Regions from separate parts of the Homo sapiens genome. Here regions 1, 3 and 4 are each linked to region 2. The links are chromatin contacts, found by Hi-C or POLR2A ChIA-PET in ENCODE. All regions are on one chromosome and are shown on one strand. The core of a region is the stretch at or near the end of the contact, and the rest is flanking DNA. Distances in the headings are between cores, read along the strand shown.

Evidence for each region. Hi-C counts contacts between places; a loop is a spot of excess contacts on that map. ChIA-PET counts read pairs that join two places held with the same protein, here RNA polymerase II (POLR2A). Pooled maps may share reads with other maps.
Region 1: a loop to region 2 is called in a map of CD8-positive, alpha-beta T cell, with 21 times the contacts of the local background. The contact joins the promoter of ALMS1 here to the promoter of DNAAF10 in region 2. A Hi-C loop is called at or near these places in 2 of 168 maps with a recorded cell type or tissue (CD8-positive, alpha-beta T cell and naive thymus-derived CD4-positive, alpha-beta T cell) and 6 of 50 pooled maps.
Region 3: a loop to region 2 is called in a pooled map, with 6 times the contacts of the local background. The contact joins the promoter of GCFC2 here to the promoter of DNAAF10 in region 2. A Hi-C loop is called at or near these places in 3 of 50 pooled maps. POLR2A ChIA-PET finds 5 or more read pairs at or near these places in 2 of 52 experiments (A673 and naive thymus-derived CD8-positive, alpha-beta T cell).
Region 4: a loop to region 2 is called in a map of CD4-positive, alpha-beta T cell, with 21 times the contacts of the local background. The contact joins the promoter of CCT4 here to the promoter of DNAAF10 in region 2. A Hi-C loop is called at or near these places in 2 of 168 maps with a recorded cell type or tissue (CD4-positive, alpha-beta T cell and naive thymus-derived CD4-positive, alpha-beta T cell) and 6 of 50 pooled maps.

The regions. Positions count from the first base shown.
Region 1 is chr2:73,382,219-73,389,042 of GRCh38, forward strand. ALMS1 (ALMS1 centrosome and basal body associated protein) reads left to right here and starts at 3,618. Exons shown (of 23, transcript NM_001378454.1): 1 at 3,618-3,974. The coding sequence starts at 3,651. It overlaps LOC105374804 (a long non-coding RNA gene), which reads right to left and starts at 3,463. Exons shown (of 4, transcript XR_007087053.1): 1 at 3,235-3,463. RefSeq lists enhancers at 3,377-4,126, 4,167-4,406 and silencers at 3,377-3,776, 3,937-4,106.
Region 2 is chr2:68,152,305-68,158,986 of GRCh38, forward strand. It overlaps DNAAF10 (dynein axonemal assembly factor 10), which reads right to left and starts at 5,223. Exons shown (of 8, transcript NM_138458.4): 1 at 4,957-5,223. The coding sequence starts at 5,139. It overlaps PNO1 (partner of NOB1 homolog), which reads left to right and starts at 5,584. Exons shown (of 7, transcript NM_020143.4): 1 at 5,584-5,837; 2 at 6,076-6,225. The coding sequence starts at 5,631. RefSeq lists enhancers at 4,466-5,398, 4,856-4,995, 5,276-5,515, 5,796-5,895.
Region 3 is chr2:75,709,113-75,715,767 of GRCh38, forward strand. GCFC2 (GC-rich sequence DNA-binding factor 2) reads right to left here and starts at 1,803. Exons shown (of 17, transcript NM_003203.5): 1 at 1,479-1,803. The coding sequence starts at 1,743. LOC105374813 (a long non-coding RNA gene) reads left to right here and starts at 1,827. Exons shown (of 3, transcript XR_940260.2): 1 at 1,827-1,922. RefSeq lists a silencer at 1,335-1,634 and an enhancer at 2,613-3,184.
Region 4 is chr2:61,886,073-61,893,073 of GRCh38, forward strand. It overlaps CCT4 (chaperonin containing TCP1 subunit 4), which reads right to left and starts at 2,584. Exons shown (of 14, transcript NM_006430.4): 1 at 2,309-2,584. The coding sequence starts at 2,435. It also overlaps a transcript of COMMD1 not described here. RefSeq lists enhancers at 1,612-2,173, 2,174-2,733, 2,275-2,354, 3,294-3,853.

The DNA of each region.
Region 1 (6,824 bases), core at 2,368-4,867, 5.2 Mb after region 2:
CTCATGTTCTACTGACTCTGTAGTATGTTCTACTGGCCCAGTAGTATGTGAGTATGGTGACAAGTGTTGCTAAATACAAACTCCTCCTTGGCCAGCTAAGAAGAAATCAAGGGTTATATAATTATCCATGAAAACTCTGGCTAAGGAATTCAAATTTAAGTGGTTTTCTGAGCTGCTATAGCAGAAGTTTTGCTATCTATGGGGTCTGCTAAGGTCAAATACCTCTCTTGGATCTGATCTCTTTCTGTTGTATTATCTTTGTTGTAGGAATTTCATTCACAGAGTACACATGAAAAATGAGTCAGTTATCCCTCCTGGGAGTTCTCCCAAGTAGTCTGTGATTGTGTGCTTGCTTCATTTTGTTGGTTTCTGGGTGTTCTTTTCAAAGAAACACAGTCTACTGGAGGGGTGGTAATTTTAAGCACTGGAGGGTCTCTAACAATTAGCTTCAATATAAAGGGTAAGTTAGTGGGCAAGCCAGATGTTCCCATAAATAAGTAGTACCCTAGGGGAGTACAGACTGCATTGGGAGGATAAGGGCTATTTAGCACATCAGGGACAAGCCAACTTTCTTTCCCTCAGGATAAGCAGATTTCTTGGATGAAGTTAAACAGGTTTCTCCAAAGCAGGCTGGAATGTTTTGGAAGAGAATGACCTGAGTAGTGTATAAAGAATAGCCCCAATATTAGTTTCTATTCCTGAAGGGCTAGGTTTTTCTCATAGGATTGTAATGACTTCAGGGAAACATTCTGTTGAAGTGTAGGTCAAGGTCCAATTTTTAGAAGACTGAGGTTTGGGATGAACTTTGTGGGGAATGCTTAAGTACCAGAAGTGACCTACAGAAGAAAATCTACTTGATGAAGTCTATGAAAGCACAGTTATTAAATTTTGTCAACAATTCCTTAAAAGCAGTAGCTACGGTTTGAGAAAAACACTCCAGAAAGTGTCTCTTTTCTTTTCTTTTTTTCCTTCCCTTTCCTTTCTCTTTCCCTTTCCCCTTTCCCCTCCTTTCCTTTCCTTTCTCTTTCTCTCTTCTCCCTTTCTCTCTTTCTTTTTTAGATTGGGTTTCACTTTGTTGCCCATTGGCACGATCACAGCTCACTGCAGTCTTGGACTCCTGAGCTTCAAGGACCCTCTTGCCTCAGCCTCCTGAGTAGCTGGGACTCCAGATACGTGCCACCATGCCCAGCTAATTTTTTATTGTTTTTAGAGATGGGGGTCTTGCTACATTGCCTACGTTAGTTAGACTCCTGGTCTCAAGTGATCTTCCCACCTTGGCTTTCTAAAGTGCTGGAATTACAGGTATGACCCACTGCACCTGGCCAAATAATGTTTACTTTAAGTAGTAGAACATAGGGAGTCAAAAGTAACAGGATGAAGATAAGGGTTATCTCCCCGAGAAATCAATTTGTTAGTTAATCAAGGGTGTCAAAATGCAATAAGCAAGATTAGTGGTAGGGTAAGAGATGCCAAGGAATCAGAAATTAATCTTGTCCTGTTGTCTTGGGTATAAACTGCCCATTTCTGCAGTAAGCAGCTTCTGGGGAAGTCCCAGGAATCTTCAGTTTGAGGTCTTCCAATAGTATGGGATGTCCGGTAGCCAGGAGAAAATGATGCATGTCTTTTTAGTTGTGTAATATGAATCCAGGGATCAATGTCTTCTAGTTTTACTCCTGGGTCAGTTGTTGATAGTACCTGACATTTTTTTTTCTTGCATTGAGGCTCAAGGGAAATTGTTTTCTAATGCTTTTTCAGAAGACCAAATCTCTAACTTCAGAAGCTGCTTAGGTGGGTGCTTTGAGAATGCAGCTTCCATCTGTTGTTGATAAAGCAGGAGTTAATCTTAGAAGTCTCCTGCAGCAATTAGTGATAACAGCTTATATTAGTAGCATCTAGTATTGGAAGTAATTCACAAATACATGAGGAAGCCTGTTATTAACTCAGAAGGAGATAACTTATGGGCCTTAGAATGGACTGACCTTATTGCCATCAAGGCAAATAGAAGTACTTTGGGCTTTGGAAGTTAGATGGAAGTTAGAGAACTTTGAAAGCTATTTTTTAGAATTCTATTAGTTCTCTTTATCTTTCCTGAAATTTGTGGATGCAAAAAGATAGCGGAGTTTCTAAAAAGGTAAAGCTTTACAGTTATTTAATATCAGTGAAATGTGTGTCCTCTTACTGGAGATAAACATTGAGATTTCACATTCAGGAATACAAAATTAATAAATTCTTTTCTACTATTACAGTAATAGGTCTCCGGCAAGGAGAACCCCTAAACCCCTTAAGAATAAATAACCCTAATGTACTCATAGTCCATTTAGAGGTGTTCAACAGAACTCCAAGACTGGGCTCCAGTTCATGTTCTACCCTTAAAGTTTTGCCAGGATTGGGTCATTGACAGGTAGGCAGGACATACATCCTTGGCAATAACCCTAAAATTGCCCCACCAACATTGGTTCAGCATCATTATCAATGTATCTCTACTATTGTGGGTAATACCATGAAGACTTTTTGCTGGACTCCACTTTAATTATGGCTATTTCCTTTGGTAACAGTGAAGCATCTCAAGATTATAATTATTATTTAAAATTTTAATTTAAAAATTTTCCCCATAGGTTATTGGGGGTACAGGTGGTGTCTGGTTACATGGCATCTTAAGATACTTTAATTTGCCATTCATTTCGTAGAGGTTCCTGAAGCGGTCAGGAAATCTTTGTTTTTAAAGCACTCCAAAGTCATTGACGAACCACCAAAACATATGTACTATCAGTATAAATATTTGCTCTGTTATCCTTTAACAGCTGGTTGGTCTAGGCCAGGGCAATTCCTACACTAACAGAGGACCTGGGATGGCATACTGAGTCAGCCACTTACTAGGTAAGAAACTTTGGGCAAATTAATTTTTTTAGCCTCAGATTCTTCATACATGAAATAGTAATACTTGTCTCACAGAACCGTGAGCATCTAATGAGTTATTGTACAATAACCAACCTATCACTAAGTCCTTCACATTGATTATTTCCTTTAATTATCACACCCATCCTATGCGATGGCCTATTATCATCGTTTTATAAACACAAAGTCACACCACTTTAAGTGGTGATGCCAGGATTCAAACTCCGATCTTTCTGATGCCAGTGCCCAGTTCTTAATCCCTCTAACAACCCGTGACACTTTTCCACGGTTAGGTTCAAGCGCCCACCATACAGCTTGACACTTTAGGAGATACTCAACCTTTAAAACTTTATAATTTGCATGTGTGATTATAACGGGTACGTCCTAGAGTTTGATCTCTTCTCTGTGCAGGGGCGAAACTCGACCCCAGCCGAGAACTACACTGTCCTTGCGCGGGGCCCTCTGCGCCCCGGAAGGCGCCCAGTCCCGGTTTATTGTGAGCTTACAGTACAGTTCGCAAGGTCCCGGCCGGTGACGGCGGCGAGGCGGCAACGTCGCCTGTAGCAAACCTCCGCCCTAAGGCGTTCCCGCCGGGCCTCGCGCGGCGTCCCTAGCAACGCGCGCGCGGTCTTCCGGCCCCGCCCAGGCGGGCGGCACTGCGCCTAAGCTGGGCCACAACCGCCAGTCAGGGCTCTCCCCTTCCCCTCCCTCCCCCCCTCCTCCTCCTCCTCTGCCGCCCAGAGCGAGACACCAACATGGAGCCCGAGGATCTGCCATGGCCGGGCGAGCTGGAGGAGGAGGAGGAGGAGGAGGAGGAGGAGGAGGAGGAAGAGGAGGAGGCTGCAGCGGCGGCGGCGGCGAACGTGGACGACGTAGTGGTCGTGGAGGAGGTGGAGGAAGAGGCGGGGCGGGAGTTGGACTCCGACTCTCACTACGGGCCCCAGCATCTGGAAAGTATAGACGACGAGGAGGACGAGGAGGCCAAGGCCTGGCTGCAGGCGCACCCCGGCAGGATTTTGCCTCCGCTGTCGCCCCCGCAGCACCGCTACTCGGAGGGCGAGCGGACCTCCCTGGAGAAGGTGAGGCGGGCCGGGGAGGGGTGTGGAGCCGCGGCGAGTTGGGGGTGGAGGCTGGGCCCCGAGCGCTCCGCCCGCCCGCAGGTCACGCCGCCTGACGGAGAAAACGCGCGCAGCTGAGGCTAGTAGGCGGCCCAGACTCCAGCCCAGGTGCCGGCCGGCTGCTCCGCGTCTCCCAGGCTTTGTGGCAAAGACTTCTCGTTTCCTCCCCCTCGGTGGGTCCTGGGCCTTTTGAACTCCCGTAGACGTTCAGGGGAGCCTGCATTCCCCGTGAGAAACGCTGAGAGAGGACCACGGGTGTGTCGAGCCTTGAAGGAGGGAAAAGGCGGTGTAGGACCGGAGCGAGTGGTTGCCTGGGGAGCATCTTGTTGGGGAGACAGTGAACAGATGAGCTTGACTGAATTGCAGGACTCCCCTGAGGGAGTAATGTGGATAATGTACACCGCGCGATCACTTAGTCTGGAGAGGCTCCCCGCGGGTTTTCCTCCCCTGGACCATCATTTGTAGCAATAAAGGGGTTCCCCAGCCGATAGGAGGGGCTTGGAATGCAGGAGGCTTGTGATGCGGCTCCAAACAGTCTGCAAAACTACAAAGCACAGATAATACACAATGGAGAAAGCCGATTTCATGGTAGACCCCCGAAGATCATTTTGAAAATAACTCTCCATTTAATTTGCTGCCCTTACCCCCCTTTTTTTAACTTACTGCTTTTCGAGGAGCAAGACCTGCCCTGCTCAGTACAGTAGCCACTGGCCACGTGTGGCTTTTTACATCTTAAAGAGAAAACTATTATAGTTTTGAGTAAGAGTTAAAAATAAATTAAATGAAAAATTCCATGCGTCTGTTCTTACCGGTTTTCAAGTGCTCAGCAGCCACACTAGGCTAGTGGCTACCATGTTGGACAGAGCAGATAATGGAACAGTTCCATCATCACAGACAGTGAAGGTGTAGAGTTTTGTCACTAATGAGCAGTAGTTGTTGTTTTGTCTGGTGAATATTCCAGGGGGTACTTAATTCATTGAACATGTATTATTAGAATTCACCATGTGCCACACATTGTGCTGGGTGCTAAGGAAAGCTTGGTGAACCCAAACATTTTTGGTCTCTGCCTTCCTTGTGTTCATGGTCTAGACAGGGAGGCAGACAGATTTCAGATGATCACATAAAGTGAAACTAATATATGTGCTAATATTCTATGAAAGCATAAAGTAAGATAATCTGGCCTTGTCAGTGAAGTTGGGAAAGCCTTCTTGAGGAGGTTATGATAGAGCTGATATCTGAAGACAGTTTAAGGTTAATCAGGCAAAGGGGAGGGAAAGAGCCGTCTAGCTGAGGGAAAAACACATGAAAAGGTACTGTTGATGAGAGAGAGCATGGCATTTTCCAGGACCCAGAAGCCAACGTGGTTTGAGCACAGACTGCAAGGCTTTGTGTGCTATGCCAAGGATTTAGGGGCTTTATCTCTGGAGCTTTGGGGAGTTGAAGAAAATATTTGAAACGAGGGGATGTATGATAAGTTAGGTGTTTCAGAAAGGTCAGGTGTATAGCAGAGTGTGGAACAGCTGTGATAGCAAGGTGGGATGGGGAGCAGTAGCCATAGGTCAAGGGCATAAATTAGGAGACCATTGCAGCATTGCCCGGCAAAAGATGATGAAAGTTTGGAATAGGGAAGTGTTGGTGGATACAGGGAAAAGTGGACTGATTTGAGAGATATTTAAGAGGCAAAATCATCATACTTAATAACGGATGGGATGTGAAAGGTGAAGTAGCCAGGTGTTAGGTTATTGTTTGAATGGTTGTGCCAATATTAAGATATGGCCAGATTTATGGTGGAGGTGGTGGCTGTGAGTGGGTGGTGGAATTGGTTGGGTGAGTCTTAAGATTATGAGTTTGGTTTTGAAGATTGAAGGAGAAGGCTGGGCTAGAGATTTCAAGTTGTAAGTCATTTACATAGAGACCATAATTAAAGCCACACTTGTTGACTAGGTCTTCTAACTTTTATTTTGTCCTGTGACTTCTTGCTTGAATAACTATTAATATTCAAACTTTATCTTGAAGCCTAGAGGAGGAGTTTTTTAAACAAAATTTTAATTTAATTTTAGATTTGGGGGTACATATGCACGTAATTAACATGGATATATTGCATAATGGTGAGGTTTGGGCTTCTAGTGAACCTCTCACCCAAATAATATACCTTTGTACGTGATAGTGTAACATTGTACTTGATAGGTAATTTTTCAGCCCTTCTCTCCTCCTTCTGGAGCCCCCAGTGTCTGTTTATTTCCATCTTTATGTCTGTGGGTACTTATTGTACCCATTTATCTTTATGCCTCTGTGTACCCATTGTACCCACTTGTCTTACCAGTGAGAGCATGTGGTATTTGATTTTCTGTTTCTGAATTGTTTCACTTGATAAATAGCCTCCAGGCTCCATCCATGTTGCTGCAAAGGACAGGATTTCATTCTGTTTATAGCTGCATAATATTCCACAATGTATATTAATACATACTACATTTTCTTTACCCATTCAGTTGTTGATGGACACTTAGGTTGATTTCATGACTTTGCTATTGTGAACGGTGCTGTGATAAACATATGAGCACAGATTTTTTTCTTTTTTTTTAATGGCGTCTAGCTGGTGTAGAACACCTGGGCTCAAGTGATACTCCGCCTTGGCTTCCCAAAGTGCTGGGATTACAGGTGTGAGCCAGTGTGCCTGGCTCAGATGTCTTTTTGATGAAATGATTTAATTTCCTTTGGAGAGATACCCAGTAGTAGGATTGCTGGGTCAAATGGTAGTTCTGTTTTGAGTTCTTCAAGAAATCTCCATACTGCTTTCCATAGGAGTTGAAC
Region 2 (6,682 bases), core at 3,973-6,472:
ATCTTCAACGTATTAAACGTATTATGAACATATTAAACGTATTAAAACTTATCATTTGTGTGCACTGAGGACTGCACTTTGCTCAGAAGGGCCGAGCTCTGTTGGCAAACTGACTTACAAAAGTGGCCATGTTTCCTCTTTCCTCAGACATTCATGGAAATAATAATAATAGCTAAATTAAGAGGACACTAGTGAAGCTAATTTTTCATAGTTCACAAACGGGTTCCCTCTCTGCCCCATTAGATAGTTTATCTACAGAAAAGAAAAGATGAAAAGAAGTTGGTGGTAAATCAAAATTTTTCTTGCTGGAAAACTAGCTGGCAAAAAAAAAAGCAGCTCTATCTTGCAAAAATTGTTCAACAAAGAAAATCAATATATACTAACAATTTTTGCTATGTGATACTGAAAATGGCCATCAATGATGGTCATAATTGACCTAACTGTTCACTTTCTTGCTATAAGAAGTTAAAATGATTAAAGAAGCTCAAGATCAGTAATTCCTGTGTGAGCTATTTTTGTTCTGCATGTGGGTGGGTCTAGTACAGCTTGTCAGTATTTCCTCCTCCACATCCTGGCAATACTTAATTAACATTAAAAGATCTAGCCAACCAAATGCTAACAAGCAGTAAATTCGGTAGCACAGGGGCTAAAAAAGCAGAATTTTATTAGCTTATTGCTATTTTTTTTAATATAAACATCTACAACTGTGTTTCCATTTTTCAGGGCCATCCCTAGTCCATATGGTATCTTTGTGCCAATGAGAAAAAAGTTGCCTTTTATAGGCTGATGAAGTCTCACACATGTAAGGCTTGATGAAGGAAAAAGAGCTTTTAGCTCCCACTTGAGCACTCAGCCAGACACCTTTGTGTGGTGCAAAAAACTGCTCAACTGAACACGGAGGCCCTGCCCTCCATTCCCTATCTATCCTTTTAGAACTAAGATAAAGAAGACTTCAACAAAGACTGATATGCTGATATGCTTCCTTTACATCTTTTCTTCTTAGATGCACGGGCTTTGTGAGCTCCAAGTCAGTGATAAATTAAAAAAAAAAAAAAAAAAAAAAGAACGATGCATGAGTTTTGGAGCACATGACTTAAGGGTAGATCTACGATGATACATCAAGTCTGTTTCCTAATATTTTAATAAATGACCCATCTAGCTCAATGGTTCTCAGCTCTGAGACTCATTAAAATCACCTTGCGGAAGTTTAAAAATACTCTGATTTCTAAACCTTACTCCAGATGCAACAAAGTTGTACTACTGTGTCAGAATTTCTAGGGGTGGGACCAAGGCACAAATGTTTTAAAACACACACACACAAGCCACAAAATGCACTCAAATGATCCTGATGCACAGTAAGGAGTGGGAGTTACTGGACCAGTATTTAACCTATATTTAAAAATTTTTTTCCATTGCACCAGAACAGCCAAACACAATGAAGTTTTTTTTTTTTTTTTTTTTTTTTGGAGACAGAGTCTTCCTCTGTCTTCAGGCTGGAGTGCAATGGCGCGATCTCGGCTCACTGCAACTTCTGCCTCCCGGGTTCAAGTGATTCTCGTGCCTCAGCCTCCTGAGTAGCTGGGTTTACAGGCACGCACCTGACCACGCCCAGCTAATTTTTGTATTTTTTAGTAGAGATGGGGTTTCACCATGTTGGCCAGGATGGTCTTGCTCTCCTGACCTTGTGATCCCCCCGCCTCGGCCTCTCAAAGTGCAGGGATTACAGGTGTGAGCACCGCGCCCAGCCCAGTGTAAGTTCTTAAAGGTATTTTTGTATTAGTTTTACCCTCTTTTTGGACAGTAGGCTCTTTAGGAGAAAGGACTCAACTTTTAAATCTCTTCGGTCCTTGTTAAACACAGTACCTTGAAATAGTGTGTTCTCAGACAACTCATGGTAGAAAAAAAGAATATCCAAAGGATTCAGGTGAAAATATACTTCTTTTTTCTTTTTTTATTTTTTGAGACGGAGTCTTGCTCTGTCACCCACGCTGGAGTGCAGTGGCGCGATCTCGGCTCACTGCAAGCTCTGCCTCCCAGGTTGAAGCCATTCTCCTGCCTCAGCCTCCTGAGTAGCTGGGACTACAGGCGCCCGCCACCACGCCCGGCTGATTTTTTGTATTTTTAGTAGAGACGGGGTTTCACCGTGTTAGCCAGGATGATCTCGATCTCCTGACCTCATGATCCACCCGCCTCGGCCTCCCAAAGTGCTGGGATTACAGGCGTGAGCCACCACACCCGGCGTGAAAATACACTTAGTGGTTATTCCTGGCATTGAGATTATGGGTGATATTTTCTTCGTTTTCCTATTTTCTAAATGTTCTATCGTGGACACATATTATTTTTGCTACAAAAGAAAATTATCTTTTTAAAATTTGCTGAAATTCCCCAGAGTCGCTACAAAAGACAAACTACTCTATTCCACTTGATGGAGTAAGTGTACTTTTGAAATACATACAAATCATATATTTTCATTTTATTATTTTTTGAGACAGGGTCTCTCTGTCACCCAGGATGGAGTGCAGTGGTGCGAACACAGCATCCTTGACCTCCTGGGCTCAAGAGATCCTCCCACCACAGCCTCCCAAGTAGCTGGGACTACAGGCTCGCATCACTATGCCCAGCTAATTTTTGTATTTTTTTTATACAAAAAGTAGAGACGGGGTTTCCCCATGTTGCCTAGGCTGGTCTTGAACTCCTGGGCTCAAGCAATCCACCCCACTGCCTCCCAAAGTGTTGGAATTGCAGGCGTTAGCCACTGCACCAGGCCTGTTCTTATTTTAAAAAGTCACAGGTCTAAGCCCTGATCCTGCCACTGCACTCCATCGTAGGCAAGAGTGAGACCCTGTTTCAAAAAAAAAAAAAAAATTTCAATCATGTCCCATTTTTCTTCGAAAAAGGAATAAATGGCCAGGTGCAATGGCTCATGTCTGTAATCCCAGCACTTTGGGAGCCCAAGGCGGGTGGATCACCTAAGGTCAGGAGTTTGAGACCTGCCTGACCAACATGGTGAAACCCCATCTCTACTAAAAATACAAAAAAATTAGTTGGGCGTGGTAGCATGTGCCTGTAATTCCAGCTACTAGGGAGGCTGAGGCAGGAGAATCGCTTGAACCTGGGAGGCAGAGGTTGCAGTTAGCCAAGATCACGCCACTGCACTCAAGCTTGGGTGACAGAGCCAGACTCCGTCTCAAAAAAAAAAAAGAAAGAAAGAAAAGAAAAAGGAATAAATCCTTTAAATACCTTTTCTTTTTAATGGTGGCTCACACCTGATCCAGCACTTTGGGAGGGAGAGGCGGGAGGATGGTTTGAGCCCAGGAGTTCCAGGCTGCGATGAGCTATGACAGTAGCACTGCACTCCGGACTGGGACAGAGCTACGCCATCCCTAAACAACAACAACAAAAAACAAAAACAACCCAAAATGCAATGTAAAGAAATTTTACTTTGTGTAGAAATCAGGAAGGGCATCATACATTAGATAATCTGAACTGAACATTGGAATAGCAACAGGTAGCCAGGCTTGGTGGCTCACGCCTGTAATCCCAGTATTACGGGAGGCCGATGTAGGCAGACTGCTTGAGCCCAGGAGTTGGAGACCAGCCTAGGCAACACGGTGAAACCCCATCTCTACCAAAATAAAAAATAAAAAAATAAAAAGTACAAAAAAATTAGTTAGGTGTGGTGGCACACACCTGTAGTCCCAGCTACTTGGGAGGCTGAGGTGGGGAGGCGGAGGTTGCAGTGAGCTGTGTTTGCACCACAGCACTCCGGGCTGGGTGACAGATTGAGACCCTGTCTCAAAAAAAAAAAAAAAAAAAAAAAAGCCACTGGTTACCAGAAGCTAAGTGATGAACAATACAAGGAACGAAGGAAAGGTAGAAAAAAATAAGCCATGTTTCATGTTTGTCATTCAGGGAAACTTAAAGCGGGATGGGGTCTTACATACTTTCTATTCTAGGCTTAACAGTCCAAATTGTATTCATCCTTTATCTACCAGTTTAATCCCTACCTCCTCCAAGCAGATTCTCTCCATAGGTTTTGATCCCCAGAGTTAACCTACCCTGCACTTGTAGTCTATTACAACCCTGATCTGATAATGACTGATCATTTTTTCAGGTAACAAAATCAACACTTTTTAAAAACTATAAACAGCTATAAAATGCTAGTTACTATCATTATTCTCTAATTCTTTCACTAGTAATCTTCAAAAAAACCTTGCAAACCTAATCTTTCCACACCCTGCTTAAATCCTTTCAGTTGTGTCCGTTTTTTCTTAGAAAAAAGGCATAAATCCTTTGAATGTCCTACAGATCTTGCAATGTCTGGTTCCTGCTTATCCCTCTAGTTTCTTAAGGAGATAAACTTCTTCCCATCACTGAGCTTCTGCATGTGCAGAAGCCCTGGAAACCTTGTCCTTTACTCCTAGTTTGACCTAGTTAGCTTCTGCACATACCAAAATCTGTTTTCATTCATCCCAAATCTGTTTTCACTCTCATTGAACCGTAACCGTGTTCCTTTGTGTGAGACAACTCATCTCGGTTTGTATTTATGTATCGTTGCTTTGATTATTGAACTGAGTATCTCTCCCACTAGAAAATAAACTCCATGAGATGGGGGACATTACCATTCACATCCCTGGGAATACCAGGCACTCAGCTGATGCCTGTCGAATGTGTTAGGTTGCCTCTTCCAACCACACTGCAGGCATCCTGGTGCCCGCTTTGGCTGGACTGCACTGGGGGTGGCAGGACGGTTGGGCGCGGAGGAACTACCCCGCGGATGAGAAGAAAGGTTTTAAATAGGAAACATTCCTCAGTCGGCGGTCAGCTTCTCTGGTCTCGCGCGGCTCAAGCCATGCTTTGGGGGACGCTGGGCGAAGGCTCTGGCAAAGAGGAATGCAGACCCCAGGATCCGCACTCGCCCCCAACGGCAGTCCGGATCCTCGACCCGGCACCCACCTCCCGAAGCAGCTTCAGGTCCCCGTGCTGGATCTCGTACAGCTGAATGACGCCGGTGCCCCGTGCGAAGTTGCCCATGGTCACAAATTTGGCGCTGCAGGGCACCCACTTACAGTCAAACACCGTGTAGTTGAAGCCCTTCTGGATATGGGCGATGATCTGAGGCTTCTCGAAGGCCGACATGGTGCAGCCAATTTCAGCTACGGCAACCGCCACACCCAGAGCCCCCAAAAACGGCAACCTGGAAACCAGACTCCAAACATTGGCAATTTGTCCCTCCCGCTTTCCGTATTCTGCCCCAGATGCCCTGGCATGTTGGCTGTAGTTATCCCCGGATAATGCCAGATGCGCTCCTGCGATCGCACAGAATGTTCCTTCACAACAGCACGAATTTGTTTATCGCCTTTACCCACTGCCTTTCGCACACATACATACTAGAGATTACAAAATACTTGGGCTGGGAGTTGCGCGGCTGGAGTGAGCCCAAGACCATCAGGCATATCTTAGGACAGCCTAACCCCGTTTTCCCCCCCACCGGCCCCAAATCCTGCAGGTCCCCGGCCTGTGACGTTTTAGGAAAGGGGCGGAGCTGCAGGGGTGGTTGGCTGAGGCTGGCTTCTGCGTGGTGCAGCTGCGCACGTGTTTCAGCCGGCAGCGCTTTAAGATTTCCGGGGATGGAATCCGAAATGGAAACGCAGAGCGCCAGGGCAGAGGAGGGCTTTACCCAGGTCACCCGCAAGGGTGGCCGACGGGCGAAGAAACGACAGGCTGAACAGCTGTCCGCAGCAGGAGAGGGCGGGGATGCGGGCCGCATGGACACAGAGGAGGCCAGGCCGGCGAAGAGGCCCGTCTTCCCACCCCTCTGTGGGGACGGGCTCCTGGTATGTGGCTGGGACCCTAGGACAGCAACGAGGCAAGGGCCAGACGCGGATCAAGCCGATGGCCTCTGGAGAATGTTGAAGCTGCGGTGGGGCTGTTCTGCCGTGATGCTCAGAGAGAAGTGATTCTTTGAAGTGTAACTAGTTCAGTTAAAGGAGGCCCTTTGTGGATCAGATGTCATTTTAAACTCCATCACCGTCCCTCCATAGCCTTCTGAGTTGTGTGTTCTTTTATTTACAGAGTGGGAAAGAAGAAACAAGGAAAATTCCAGTCCCAGCTAACAGATACACACCATTGAAAGAAAACTGGATGAAGATATTTACTCCTATTGTGGAACATTTGGGACTTCAGATACGCTTTAACTTGAAATCAAGGAATGTAGAAATCAGGGTAAGGAAAATCTCAATCATTTCCCAATACACCAGGCTTTCTCTCCTACAGAGATGAAAAGGCATGAATAGGCTTTACTTAATGGGACTTTTCTGTTGTATGGTTTTTGTCCAGTTTAAAAATTTACCATATTGAGTTTGAACTTCCCAAATGCCTTAAAAATCTGCATTCGATACAAATATTAATTGAATTTGTAAATTAGTTCTGAGATCACACCAAAATACTGGCTCTTCTTCTGTGTATCTTTTATAATGTTCTATGTCAAATTGAGAAAAGGTCGAGTAAAGAGATTGCCATAAACAGAAGCAGGTAAATAATGAATATAAGCACTTGCTGCTTTACAAGAAGTATATACAGTCAGCGTCGGGAATATGTTCTGGGATATGTTTTGTCAGATGACTTAGTCCTTGTGCGAATATTATAGAGTGTACTTACACAAACCTAGATGGTATGTGTA
Region 3 (6,655 bases), core at 553-3,052, 7.6 Mb after region 2:
TCCTTACATGTAATAGATTTTTTGTAAGTGAATTAATAAATTTTATTTTTAGTGTGATAAATATTGATAGGTATAACCTACTGAAACAAAAGCTCTTTGGAATCCTTAATCATTTCTAAGAGTCTAAAAGAGGTCCAATTCCCAAAGAGTTTGAGAACCACTATTCTAGAAGGCAAGAGAAAAGGAACTCCTGACTTCAACTTTCATCTACAAAGTTTAACCAGAAAACAAATATAAAAGGTCATGAAAACTTTAGACAAATAGAAGGTCACAAGAAAGACCAAGAAATCACGAAGATCATAAACCTGGAGGACATTATGTTACATGAAATAAGACAGGCACAGAGAGACAAACACCACATGATCTCACATATGTAATCTAAAAAAGTGGAAATCAGAAATCACAGAAGCAGAGAGTCGAGTAGTGGTTAGAAGGGACTGAGTGAGGTTGAGGGTAGTTGGGAAGATACTGGTCAAAGGGCACACATTTTAATTAGACAAGAGGAATTCTATTCTACAACACGGTGACTAAAATTAATAACAATGCATTGCATACTTGAAAATTAGTAAGAGTAGATAGTAAGTGTTCTCACCACAAAAAAAAGTAAGTACCTAAGGTAAAGCAAATGTTAATTAGCTCCATTTAGTCACTGTAGACACATTTCAAACATCATGTTGTACACTATAAGTATATACATTTTTTACTTCTCAATAAATTAATAAAAATCACTTTAATGACAATAAAAAATAATAGGAAGATTTTAGCTCTCAAGACTAACCAAAAACCGTATTCCTCATTAAGCTACAATTCCAACTCAGAGCAGCACATTTTATTTAAACAACTTTATGCTGCCTTACACCTGTATTTAAGAACTCAAAGGTACTTCAAAATGACGACACTATATCTAACACCATTACTGGTACCATCTACAGTGTCATGAATCTCTATCATGCTTCTTTGTGTTGTATATATTACTATTAGTTTTTGCAAATAACTGGTGAAAAAAGAAAATAAACAAAGGGGAATGTCCCAAAACCTAGATTCCTGTACTACTCTGGCTAAATGTTTTCAAGAAAGATAAGTTGGTCAAGTGTCTAAAAGGTACATATAACTTCTGCCCACTTAATAGTATTATAAATTATTGAACTTTGTTGTGACAGTTTAGGTTCTTCATAAACTTTGATAACTGTGTTAGTTATAACTGATGGAGTCAACTGATGGTGAAAACGAAGAGCCTCCCAACTGTACACGATTGTTTTATTTCCCCCAAGGAGTCCAAAAGGCAGATGCAGATAGCGGGCAAGTGCTCGAGCTATTTTCTCGCTCACTACCTTCTGGATAAGTCTTTCTGGATAAGACTCAGCATGGCTTGTGGTCGGCAGCAAGTTATAGAACCCCCAGAGAAGGATCCAGAGACCCCGCGGCCCCTTCCCGCCCTGTGCCGTCACCTCCCCGCTTCCCCGCGTCTCCCTGGACACCTGAGCCTTCGTCCGCGCGGGGAGCCGCTTTGGTGGCACGCCGGGAGCTCGCCCAGACCCGGCCCCGGCCACGAGGGCCCCGAACCCGGTGGGGCAGTCCCGCCACCTGCGCGCGGCCTCCTCCAGAGGGCGGCTCTTCCTCCGCAGAACCCGGGACCGGAAGTTCCCTCGGCGCCCCAGGCTCAGCAGGCGACTCCTCGGCGCCATCGCTGTCGCTGGAATCAGCCGCGCGCTGCCGAAAAGTCCTTTTCGGCCTGTGAGCCATGGCCGAGGCCCGAGCGCCCGGCGCCCTAGAACCCGCTGAACCGCAAGCCGCAGCTTCAGTGCCCGCCCCCTAGGGCGCGCTCCCGCCGCGCCTGGCCGCCGAGTGCGCGCGCCCGTCCCGCCTGCCTTCTGCTCACCGCTACTCTGTCTGCGCCTGCGTGCTTTGGCTCCCTGGATCTGGTAGGCCGAGTTCTGTTCTGGGGCCTGAGTTTGCAAAGCATTCCCTTTGCCAGGTTAGGTTGCGTGGACTGACACCTTAGAGATTTTCACGGCCTATCCGGTCTGAGTCCCACGGAGAGCAGAACTCACGTGCTGTCCTTGTGCAAACCCCATCCAGAAATCAAGCGTTATGCTTTCCGTCCTGGACTGGAGCCAGATCCGTTGTCTTTTACTTTCTGGAGAGAGTGCCCCCTCCAACCAAGATTTAAAACAAACGAAACCCCAGCAGTGTGAGGCTCGGGGTAGGAGGAGATGCCTTTGAGAACAAAACCATAAAGTCTGTACATAAACAATGCATACAGACTAGCAAAAATCAAATGACTTCCCCCAGGCAGCAGGGCTTCAAGAGAGCCTGGTTAAATGTTTTCACCCTTAAAGAAACTATCTAAAAACAAAAAGCTATTGTCTGACGCAAATTTGTTCTATATTCATCAAGCTCTGTCTACTACTGTATCTGTATGGTAGAAATACTATATAATGTTGAGCTACTGCACACCTGTTATCAACTCCATGTTTAGTGGCGTCATATTGAGAGGTGACAGCGGGCCAGCTGGAGTTCCGGGTGGGCATGGGCTTGGCGGGCCTGCACTCGGAGCAGCCGGCCGGCCCTGCCAGCCCCGGGCAGTGAGGGACTTGGCACCCGGGCCAGCGGCTACAGAGGGTGTACTGGGTCCCCTAGCAGTGCCGGCCCACCGGCGCTGTGCTCGATTTCTCGCCGGGCCTTAGCTGCCTTCCCGCGGTGCAGGGCTCGGGACCTGCAGCCCGCCATGCCTGAGCCTCCCATCCACTCCATGGGCTCCTGTGCTGCCCGAGCATCCCCGACGAGCACCACCCCCTGCTCCACGGCGCCCAGTCCCATCGACCACCCAAGGGCTGAGGAGTACGAGCGCACGGCGCCGGACTGGCAGGCAGCTCCACCTGCAGCCCCGGTGCGGGATCCACTAGGTGAAGCCAGTTGGGCTCCTGAGTCTGGTGGGGACATAGAGAGTCTTTATGTCTAGCTCAGGGATTGTAAATACACCAATCAGCACTCTGTATCTGGCTCAAGGTTTGTAAACACACCAATCAGCACCCTGTGTTTAGCTCAAGGTTTATGAGTGCACCAATCGACACTCTGTATCTAGCTGCTCTGGTGGGGCCTTGGAGAACCTTTATGTCTAGCTCAGGGATTGTAAAAACACCAATCGGCACTCTGTATCTAGCTCAAGGTTTGTAAACCCACCAATCAGCACCCTGTGTTTAGCTCAAGGTTTGTGAGTGCACCAATAGACATTCTATCTAGCTGCTCTGGTGAGGCCTTGGAGAACCTGTGTGTGGAAACTCTGTATCTAACTAATCTGATGGGGATGTGGAGAACTTTTGTATCTAGCTCAGGGATTGTAAACGCACCAATCACGGCCCTGTCAAAACAGGCCGCTGGGCTCTACCAATCAGCAGGATGTGGGTGGGGCCAGATAAGAGAATAAAAGCAGGCTGCCCCAGCCAGCAGTGGCAACCCGCTCCGGTCCCCTTCCACAGTGTGGAAGCTTTGTTCTTTCGCTCTTTGCAATAAATCTTGCTACTGCTGACTCTTTGGGTCCACGTGGCTTTTATGAGCTGTAACACTCACCGTGAAGATCTGCAGCTTCATTCCTGAGCCCAGCGAGACCACAAACCCACCAGAAGGAAGAAACTCCAAACACATCTGAACATCAGAAGGGGCAGACCCCAGACGCGCCACCTTAAGAGCTGTAACGCTCACCGCGAGGGTCCGCAGCTTCATTCTTGAAATCAGTGAGACCAAGAACCCACCAATTCCGGACACAATATTGGCACCTTGAAATCAGCCATAAAGGGACTACTTATACCATATAAATTGGAAGACCTTAGAAGTCCAGGTGTTTCTCCCAGATATCCAGTCATTAAACATTTACCATTGTATCACTGACTATATGTCACCAAAGGAATCGAGAAGAGGCAAAGTTTCTCTGATTGACCTAGCCCCGGAATTTTTTTTTCTTGGCTTTGTCTTTTTTTCTTGGCTTTTCTCAATAAACTGAAACTCCTTGATGTAAATTTGGGAAATTATATGATACAGTATTATCAGTTATTCACAAGTTATTAATGTCTTATTATAAAGAGAGGCTTCTCTTTTTAAATCCAGGTAAAATTAGAGAACTACTTGTTTTTTTGTGTGTTTCTTTTGGAAAATTGGCAAATGGTGTGAAAAAGATATTTCTGGAGAATAGAGATACTTGTGGCATCTGAAAGAACAGCTTCCTATCATGGACCAAGTGCTCCTTGTAGTTAGAATAAACTTTAAAGATTGGAGATGGAGAAGTGGGTTCCGTTCGGTCCAGTGCTTTTCAGATGCCATCTTTCCATGCAGAATTCCCAAGTTCTGCCATGGATACTGCTCTGTACTCCCTTAGCAGAGGAGGACATCTTTCCAAATTACACTATAAAGTAGTTAATGCTAAACCAAACAGGAGACTATAATTTTTAGTTTAGTTAATTTTATGGACAGAGTCTCGCTCTGCCACCCAGTGCGATGGTGCAAATACAGCTCACTTCAGCCTTGACCTACTGGGCTTAGTGATCCTCCCACCTTAGCCTCCTGAGGATCTGGGACTACACGCGCATACCCCAATGCCCAGCTAAGACTAGCATTTTGAAACAGTGAGGAGAATGAGGAAGATGATCGTGATTGTAATTGGAGAGAAATTCAGTGTTCTGTTATGCACTCTTAAGGAAACATATTAATATATCGTACAATTCAATCAGTGTTTATTATACACCTACTAGCACAGGCACCATGCTAAGCCCTAGACTAATGCTTATCAAATCTAATGTTCTTCAAAGCACATGGAAATAGTGTGGACATATAGATACTGATTGAGCTGCTATGTGTAGGAACCAAGAGTCTTCATTTCTAGCAAGCTCCCAGGTGAAGGCGAGGATACTTGTCTGAGGATCACTCTAAATAGCAAGGTCCTAGAGCAGATACTAAGTATTAATCACCCTTAAGAAGGCTGGGCGCAGTGGCTCACGCCAGTAATCCCAGCACTTTGGGAGGCCGAGGTGGGCAGATCACGAGGTCAGGAGTTCAAGACCAGCATGACCAACATGGTGAAACCCCATCTCTACTAAAAATACAAAAATTAGCCGGGCGTGGTGGTGCATGCCTGTAATCCCAGCTACTTGGGAGGCTGAAGCAGAAGAATCACTTGAACCCAGGAGGCGGAGGTTGCAGTGAGCCGAGACCGCACCACTGTACTCCAGCCTGGTGACAGAGTGAGACTCCATCTCCAAAAAAAAAAAAGAAGTCTTAAAAAATAGTCTAAATAACTTAATCATTGATGAACTTCATATCAGATTGTAACAGCATGTAAATGTTAGGTACCTCAAAATTTAGAAACCTAAATAGCCCCCCAAAAGGAAAACTAATAAGAATCTATTCAAAGTGAGTAAGGTTATTTAAGTGTAGAAGTTGTTCACCATAAGGGGATATCTGTCTGCACCTCCTCAAAAAGGGTTCTCTGCCAGCTTCCAAAGTCATTTTAGGTGTTTGTTGCAATTGGAAAGGGGGTCAGCAGGACAGAATTCACTCCCAGTGTTGCTTAAAAGGCAGCAGTTTATTTAAGGACAATCTAAGTGTGATGTTGGTGTTCTAGAAGGCTGTTCTTTCCCTTCAAAAGTCACTAACTCACAAACGATGTTAAACCAAAATGTGAAAACGCTAGGCAGAGTTTACTGTTCTCGGCTGAGTTCAGAGCCATCTGCTAATGTGGACTCATTGTTTACTTTCCCATTTTAAAAGACACTGCCTCCCCAGACAGAGCCCTTCTTTTACTCATTTTGATATCCTATACCTAGTTTAGTGTTTAGTGCACAACTGACATGAACACAATGAACTAAATGGTTGGATGAGGCAATTCTGAAACATCTGTGTTCACTCACGAAAATAAAACTGGAAAACAAGTCACTCTAACTTGTTAAATGCAAACATGTTAAGAGATAGGTGATATATGATGGAGATAGAAAAAACTCTGCTATTTAAAACAGAAATCAAACATTTGTTCTAAGGGAAAGAAGTGAGAAAAATTATTTTCTCTGGGTGTTGCCTTGGTGGGAGAGGATGAAATAAAGATAACTTATTTAATAAAGGGGGAGGAATCCTGAGTTTTCTCCTCTGTCCCCAGGGAAAGCAGAGCGATGACTCTGAGGGATAGTTGCCAGATTTAGAAAAAATATAGAATACCTGGTAAAACTTGAAATTCAGATAAAACAGGAGTAGCTTTTTAGTATAAATAGGTCCTATATAATATTTGGGACATACATGCATGGTAGATTTTGGAACTCTAGGGTAAAGAGAAGTGTGAAGAATTTCAAAGGGTAGAGAAAAACTTCAGAATCTGAGGTGGAGGGTGGGGGATGGTTGTAGTCTGGAATCTGAGAGAAATGAGGGTCAGTGAGAAGTTCCCAGTTACATGGGAGAATCGGATGAAGTGCTTTTTAGATACAGTGCAGTTTTCTTCCAAGGATTTAGTAAAACTTTGCTCCAAATACAATCTTTTTTTTTTTTTTTTTTTTTTTTTTCAGACGGAGTCTCGCTTTGTTGCCCAGGCTGGAGTGCAGTAGCGCGATCTCAGCTCACTGCTACCTCCGCCTCCTGTGTTCAAGCGATTCTCCTGCTTCAGCCTCCTGAGTAGCTG
Region 4 (7,001 bases), core at 1,334-3,833, 6.3 Mb before region 2:
GGCAAACCACAATGGAAATGCTACAGAGCAAGATACTCTTCTAAAAAATCCAACAAGGCTGGGCGTGATGGCTCACACTTGTAATACCAGCACTTTGAGAGGCTGAGGCGGGCAGACCACCTAAGGTCAGGAGTTCGAGACCAGCCTGGACAACATGGCGAAACCCTGCCTCTACTAATACAAAAATGAGCCGGGTGTGGCGGTGCGCATCTGTAGTCCCAGCTAGCTACTCGGGAGGCTGAGGCAGGAGAACCGCTTGAACCCAGGAGGCAGAAGTTGCAATGAGCAGAGATCACACCACTGCACTCCAGCCTGGGGGACAGAGCAAGACAGACTCCATCTCAACAAACAAACCAAACCTAACAAACCAAACAAAAACCAAAACTCTCAAATCATAGCTTTTGGTCATCATCAGTATGTTATAAAACATCTCTGGGGCCGGGTGCGGTGGCTCACGCCTGTAATCCCAGCGCTTTGCGAAGCCAAGGCAGGCCGTCACTTGAGGCCAGGAGTTTAAGACATAACGGGTCATCTTCACAGATAACTTAGGTGGCCTTTCCTTCCCACATGCACACCCTCCTCTGTTGTTTCAGTTCTTTGTCTGCTTTTGTTTCAAAGGTTGCTAAATTTCCCACTTATTTTGTTTGTTGAATATCAACCATATTATAAACTCTCTTGGCCCCCAAATTTATCTTTTTTTTTTTTTGAGACGGAGTTTCGCTCGTCACCCTGGCTGGAGTGCAATGGCGCGACGTCAGTTCACGGCAACCTCCGCCTCCCAGGTTCAAGCTATTCCCCTGCCTCAGCCTCCCGAGTAGCTGGGACTACAGGCCTACGCCAACACACCCACCTAATTTTGTATTTTTAGTAGAGACGGGGTTTCTCCATGTTGGTCAGGCTGGTCTTGAACTCCTGACCTCATGTGATCCGCCAGCCTCAGCCTCCCAAATTGCTGGGATTACAGACGTGAGCCACCCTGCCCGACCCAAAATTTATCTTTCAACATTCTGTTCCTAATCTAATAAATGTAAGCTTCAACTATGGTCCCTAGACAATTATCCTACAAACCTTCGTTTCCAGGTGTATTATCTCCTAAACTTACAAATGACTCCTAAATCTGGCCATTCTGACCTTTCCAACTCATTAGGACAAGTTAGAAACTATTACTTTTTCTTACATCCAGCGTTACCTATCTTAGCGCCATCACATTCCCAGTTACTTGGGCTGATGACTGCAAACACATGTAAGGTGTACTTTATATACGTGGGTCTTTATATGCTTTCTCACTGAATCCTCACAGCAAGCCTACACGATGGCTAAAAAGAAATGATCCCATAGCTGGGGGAGATTAAGCCAAATACTTTCCAGGACACCAGGCCTTTAACATCTGCCCCAACCTAGCTTTCTAATCTCACCTCTTCTGTAAACATACTACTATTCTCCAACCCAAAAGAACTACTATACTCAATATACACTCGGGCAAGATCTCTAAACCTCTGTCCTGACTTTTCCTTCCAGATTTTTCTATTTCAACTCGATTTCTCTTAATCTTAACTCTAAAAAGCAAACATTTTCCTCCAATTTTATAAGTGAATCTTTGGCACAGAGGTTACAGGTCACTAAGACATGAAGTAACGGAAGCAGAGAATGAAACTCTGGTCTTCCTGATTTCCAACGTGTGCCACACACTTCCACAAAAAAAACAAATAATTGTTTCTTGATTTGCCTATGTTTCACTGCACATGCGGAGACGACATCAACGTAACTTTTCCGCAACTATTTCAAACACGACACGTAAGTCGGTTCCCACATCCATCCCAGTACAATGGGCCCCGCCCCAATTTAGACTCGGAGAGTTCACCCAATTCGTCTCAACAGTTGTGCCAAGTGAAGTTTATTTAATAGTTCTTTAAATAAGAATAACAAAGCTGAAAGATACTGTGCATTCTACCAGTTCCAATAAGCAATAAGCGACAGCCCTCAAGCGTCAGATCCCTAGTGAAGACTGCATGCAATCCTCGGCATTTTGAACTGCTTTCGGCTCCAATATGAATGATGCACAGTGCAGGATGAAAAACTAAGGGAGATTAAGATGCAAAATGGGGCAAGTCCAAAGGCCTCCATACTCCGGGTTGGCGATCATCGGCAGAAAAACAGAAATAAGGATCCCTCCACTGGGCTGCTTCTATAGGGAGGACAAGAGAGGATCACCCGAAGAAATGGGAAATGAGCCAAACCCGCTCAAGCCCACGATGAGAGCGCAGAGCACAACCCCGCGGCGCCGCGGGTCAGGCCATGAGAGTGATACCTTTGGCGGCGGAAATGTTGCTGAAGCGGATCTGGGCTGGCTTGTCGCGGTCCTGATAGGCGCCTTTCCCGCGGCCGCCGGCAGCCCCGGCAGTCGCCCCGCTCCGGGGTGCCACATTCTCGGGCATGGCAAACTCCGCTGTGTCTGGGTTGGCTCGGGAAGGACGGATGGACCCGGATTCTGGCCGGCCGCAGTGTAATAACGGTAAGCCCTCACTGCCTTCACGAACCTTCCAGAAAGCGGCGCCGGCGTCGGGAGGAGGCGGAGGCGGAGAAGGGGGCCTTCCTTGCCGCGCGGCGCTGGCGTGACGTAGGAGGCTGTCCGCTGCGCGCCGGGCGAGGAGGATGCGTGCGGTGGGCTCCGGGCTGGCGAGATTGTACGCCCGGGGCGCTGTGGGTGAAGAGCGCCGGGGGAACCTTTACGCGAGGCAGCAATGACAACGCGCGATTTTAAAGGCGAGTGGTGAGGACATCCGCATTTCCTCACTCCACCTTGCACGGCTATGAGGTCCCCTCCTTTTTTTTTTTTTTTTTTTCTTTTTTTGGATACAGTCTCACTCTGTTGCCCAGGCTGGAGTGCAGTGGCGCAAAATCTCGGCTCACTGCAGCCTCCGCCTCCCAGGTTCAAGCGATCCTCCTCAGCCTCCCGAGTAGCTGGGATTACAGGCGTCCGCCACCATGCCCAGCTAATTTTTGTATTTTTAGTAGAGACAGGGTTTCACCATGTTGGCCAGGCCGGTCTCGAACTCCCGACCTCAGGTGATCCACCCGCCTCGGGCTCCCAAAGTGTTGGGATTACAGGCGTCAGCCACGAAGCCCGGCCTTTTTTTTTTTTTTTTTTTTTTTTGACAGAGTCTCGCTCTGTCGTCCAGGCGGGAGTGCAGTGGGGCGATCTTGGCTCACTGCAGCCTCGACCTCCGGGGCCCAAGCGATCCTCCCGCCACAGCCTCCCAACTAGCCAGGACGACAGGTGCCCGCCACCATGCCTAGCGAATTTTTGTATTCGAAACATAGCGAGACTGGGTTTCGCTGTGTTGCCCAGGCTGGTCTGACCTCCCCGGCTCAAAGCGGTCCACCCTCCTCAGCGTTTCAAAGTACTGGGATTACAGGCGTGAGCCACCGCGCCCACCCGGAGGTGCCCTCCTTTAACTCCGGCTGGATCTATCCGCGAGGTGGGGTGGGCGCCGGAATAACTCTCTAAGGGATATGACTGAGTCTGTTTTTGCCCGGCCACATAGACCTGCATTTTATGCAGTTTTGTTCATTTTGAAAGGGAGTCAGAAAAGGGAGATTTGGAATGAGGCGAGGTTAGTTATCTCGTATTGGTTGATACTGGGTGGTGGAGGTTTGACAGACTGCCAAATCAGGTCTGTCTAGTTACCACCGCCCGCTTGTTCTACACTAGTGTCTCCTGCATGACGTAGCCACTGACTCTTAGGGAACGTAAACATTATAATAAAGATCATTTATTTCCGTTATCTGCTAAGCACAGTGCTAAACCTTTACACGTTTTATATCTCGTTTAGTCCTCACAATAATCCTTTACTTAAAAGGTGAGAGAACTGGAGCCCAAAGAAGGAACTGAAGCCCAGGGTAAACGAGTCAGTAGATAGAAGCAGTATTCCAATACAAAGCAAGGACCAGAAGCCATGAGCTAAACTGCTGGTCTCCTATGACCACTATATTTCAGTAGGGAAGTTTATGAAATGAGGTTTGTTGAATGTTCGCTCACAATTATTAAGCACCTGCAAAGTGACAGTTGCGTGTGGTAGGTTCAGAAACAAATGTTCAAAGGTACTTAATCTTGTAATTATGAGGTGGTGGTGGTGTTGTTTGTTTGTTTGTTTTTGTTTGTTTTTGAGACGGAGTTTCACTCTTGTTGCCCAGGCTGGAGCAGTGGCACCATCTCGGCTCACCGCAACCTCCGCCTCCCGGGTTCAAGCGATTCTCCTGCCTCAGCCTCCCCAGTAGCTGGGATTACGGGCATGCACCACCATGCCCGGCTAATTTTGTATTTTTAGTAGAGACGGGGTTTCTCCATGTTGGACAGGGTGGTTTCGAACTCCCGAGCTCAGGTGATAGGCCCGCCTCGGCTTCCCAAAGTGCTAGGATTGCAGGCTTGGCGAGAGCCACCTCGCCAAGTTGTTCTTTAACACACATTTAGCATATTAGCACTAGGGGCCTGGCTCAGTAGCTCACGCCTGTAATCCCAGCACTTTGGGAGGCCGAGGTGGGTGGATCGCTTTAGGTCAGGAGTTTAAGACCAGCCTAGCCAACGTGGCGAAACCCCGTCTCTACTAAAAATCAAAACATTAACCGGGGGTGTAATCCCAGCTACTCGGGAGGCTGAGGCAGGAGAATCCCTTGAAGCCAGGAAGTGGAGGTTGCAGTGAGCCGAGATTGCGCCACTGCACTCCAGCCTGGGTGATAGAGCAAGACTTTGTCTCAAAAAAAAAAAAAAAAAAAAAAGAAGGATATTAGCACTAGGAAATGAAGATCCATAAACCTCTGAGGCCGACTTCTCTTCAGAGGACCAGAATACTCCCAAGTAGCACATAAATTCTATGGTTATTTGTTTAGACAACTGATGTAATATGTTGGAAACAAGTGGGTGATGAGGAAATGCATTAATTTTGGGATGTAAAATACTGGATTTGAGTTTATTAATAGCTCTGCTACTTATTAGCTATGTGACCTAAGGAAGGCCACTTAAATCCTTTGGGTCTCATTTTCCTCATCTGTAAAATAGGAGGGTTGAACTAGATGATCTCTAGGGGCTTACTAAACTACTAGTTCTACCAGTGTAAGGAGTCGATCTGTCAGCCATAAAGGACAGAGCAGAATTTGGAAGATGCCATTATTGGCTTCTTGGGAGAGTCTTAAAGTTTTGAGACATGCTTTAAGTATCTGAAATGTTTCAAGTTACAAACATTTCTTTTTCTGTGAAATTGGAATTATTTTTGTTCGTGGGATTAGGCAGTAAATAAATGTTAAACATCGGCTTTCATCAGAGTGTTAATGTACATTATTTCTCCATTAAAATGGGATTTCAACAAATATTAAAACCTAAACATGGCCGGGCGTGGTGGCTCACACTTGTAATCCCAGCACTTTGGGAGGCCAAGGTGGGTGGATCACAGGAGTTCAAGACCAGCCTGGCCAAGATGGTGAAATCCCATCTCTACTAAAAATACAAAAATTAGCCAGGCGTGGTGTCAGATGCCTGTAATCCCAGCTGTTCGGGAGGCTGAGGCAGGAGAATCACTTGAACTCGGGAGGCAGAGGTTGTAGTGAGCCGAGATCATGCCACTGCACTCCAGCCTGGGCGACAGAGTGAGACTCCATCTCAAAACAAAACAAAAACATAAACACTTGTGTAGAGTACTTTAAGCAAAGCACTGTTGCTAATGAAGGGTAAAAATGTTTTTAAAACTTTCTGATATTTATTTTTTATTTATTTATTTATTTTTGAGATGGAGTCTCGCTCTGTCACCCAGGCTGGAGTGCAGTGGCACAATCTCGGCTCACTGCAAGCTCCGCCTCCCGGGTTCACGCCATTCTCCTGTCTCAGCCTCCTGAGTAGCTGGGACTACAGGCGCCCACCACCAAGCCCGGCTAGTTTTTTGTATTTTTAGTAGAGAGGGGGTTTCACCGTGTTAGCCAGAATGGTCTCGATCTCCTGACCCGGTGATCCGCCTGCCTTGGCCTCCCAAAGTGCTGGGATAAAAGGCATGAGCCACCATGCCCGGCCAGCTTTCCTATATTTAAAAAATACTTTCCAAAACAAAACAAAACCAAACAAACAAAAATACTTTCCTGTCAGATCCAAGCAGACGTAAGGCATATGTGGGAATGTTGGCAATAACAATACAATTTCCTTAATAATTTATGAAATAGGTTTTACAAAACAATAATACTTTGTCAGCCATCCAAATGAAGGTTCTCTTTAGAATGAATAGCCCACGATGTCCTAGACCCTCAATAATAGGACTGAGCCAGGAACTGGTTAAGGTTAGAAAAGAAGAGAGGAGGGGCCAGGTGCGGTGGCTCATGCTGTAATCCCAGCACCTTGGGAGGCGGAGGAGGGTGGATCAGCTGAGGTCAGGGGATTGAGACCATCCTGGCTAACACGGTGAAACCCTGTCTCTACTAAAAATACAAAAAATTAGCCCGGTGTTGTGGCATGCACCTGTATTCCCAGCTACTGGGGAGGCTGAGGCAGGAGGATCGCTTGAACCTGGGAGGTGGAGGTTGCGGTGAGCCGAGATCGTGCCATTTCACTCCAGCCTGGGCAACAAGAGGGAAACTCTGTCTCAAAAAAAAAAAAAAGAAAAGAAAAGAAGAGAGGGCTGTATGTATCTTATCTCTCTTAGGTTTTACTCCAATTCAAAGACAGTGTTTGTTGTTATTTTGTATTTTTCTCTGCATTAGTTTATTATCGAGACCACCATTAAGCCCCGTTTTCCTAAGCCTTACTGTTTGCATCGTTCTTTTTTTTTCCCCCCTGAAACGGAGTCTCGCTCTGTCGCCCAGCCTGGAGTGCAGTGGCGCAATCTCAGCTCACTGCAACCTCTGCTCCACGGGTTCAAGTGATTCTCCTGCCTCAACCTCCCGAGTAGCTGGGACTATAGGCATGCGCCACCGTGGTCGGCTAATTTTGTATTTTTAGTAGAGACGGGGTTTCACCATGTTGG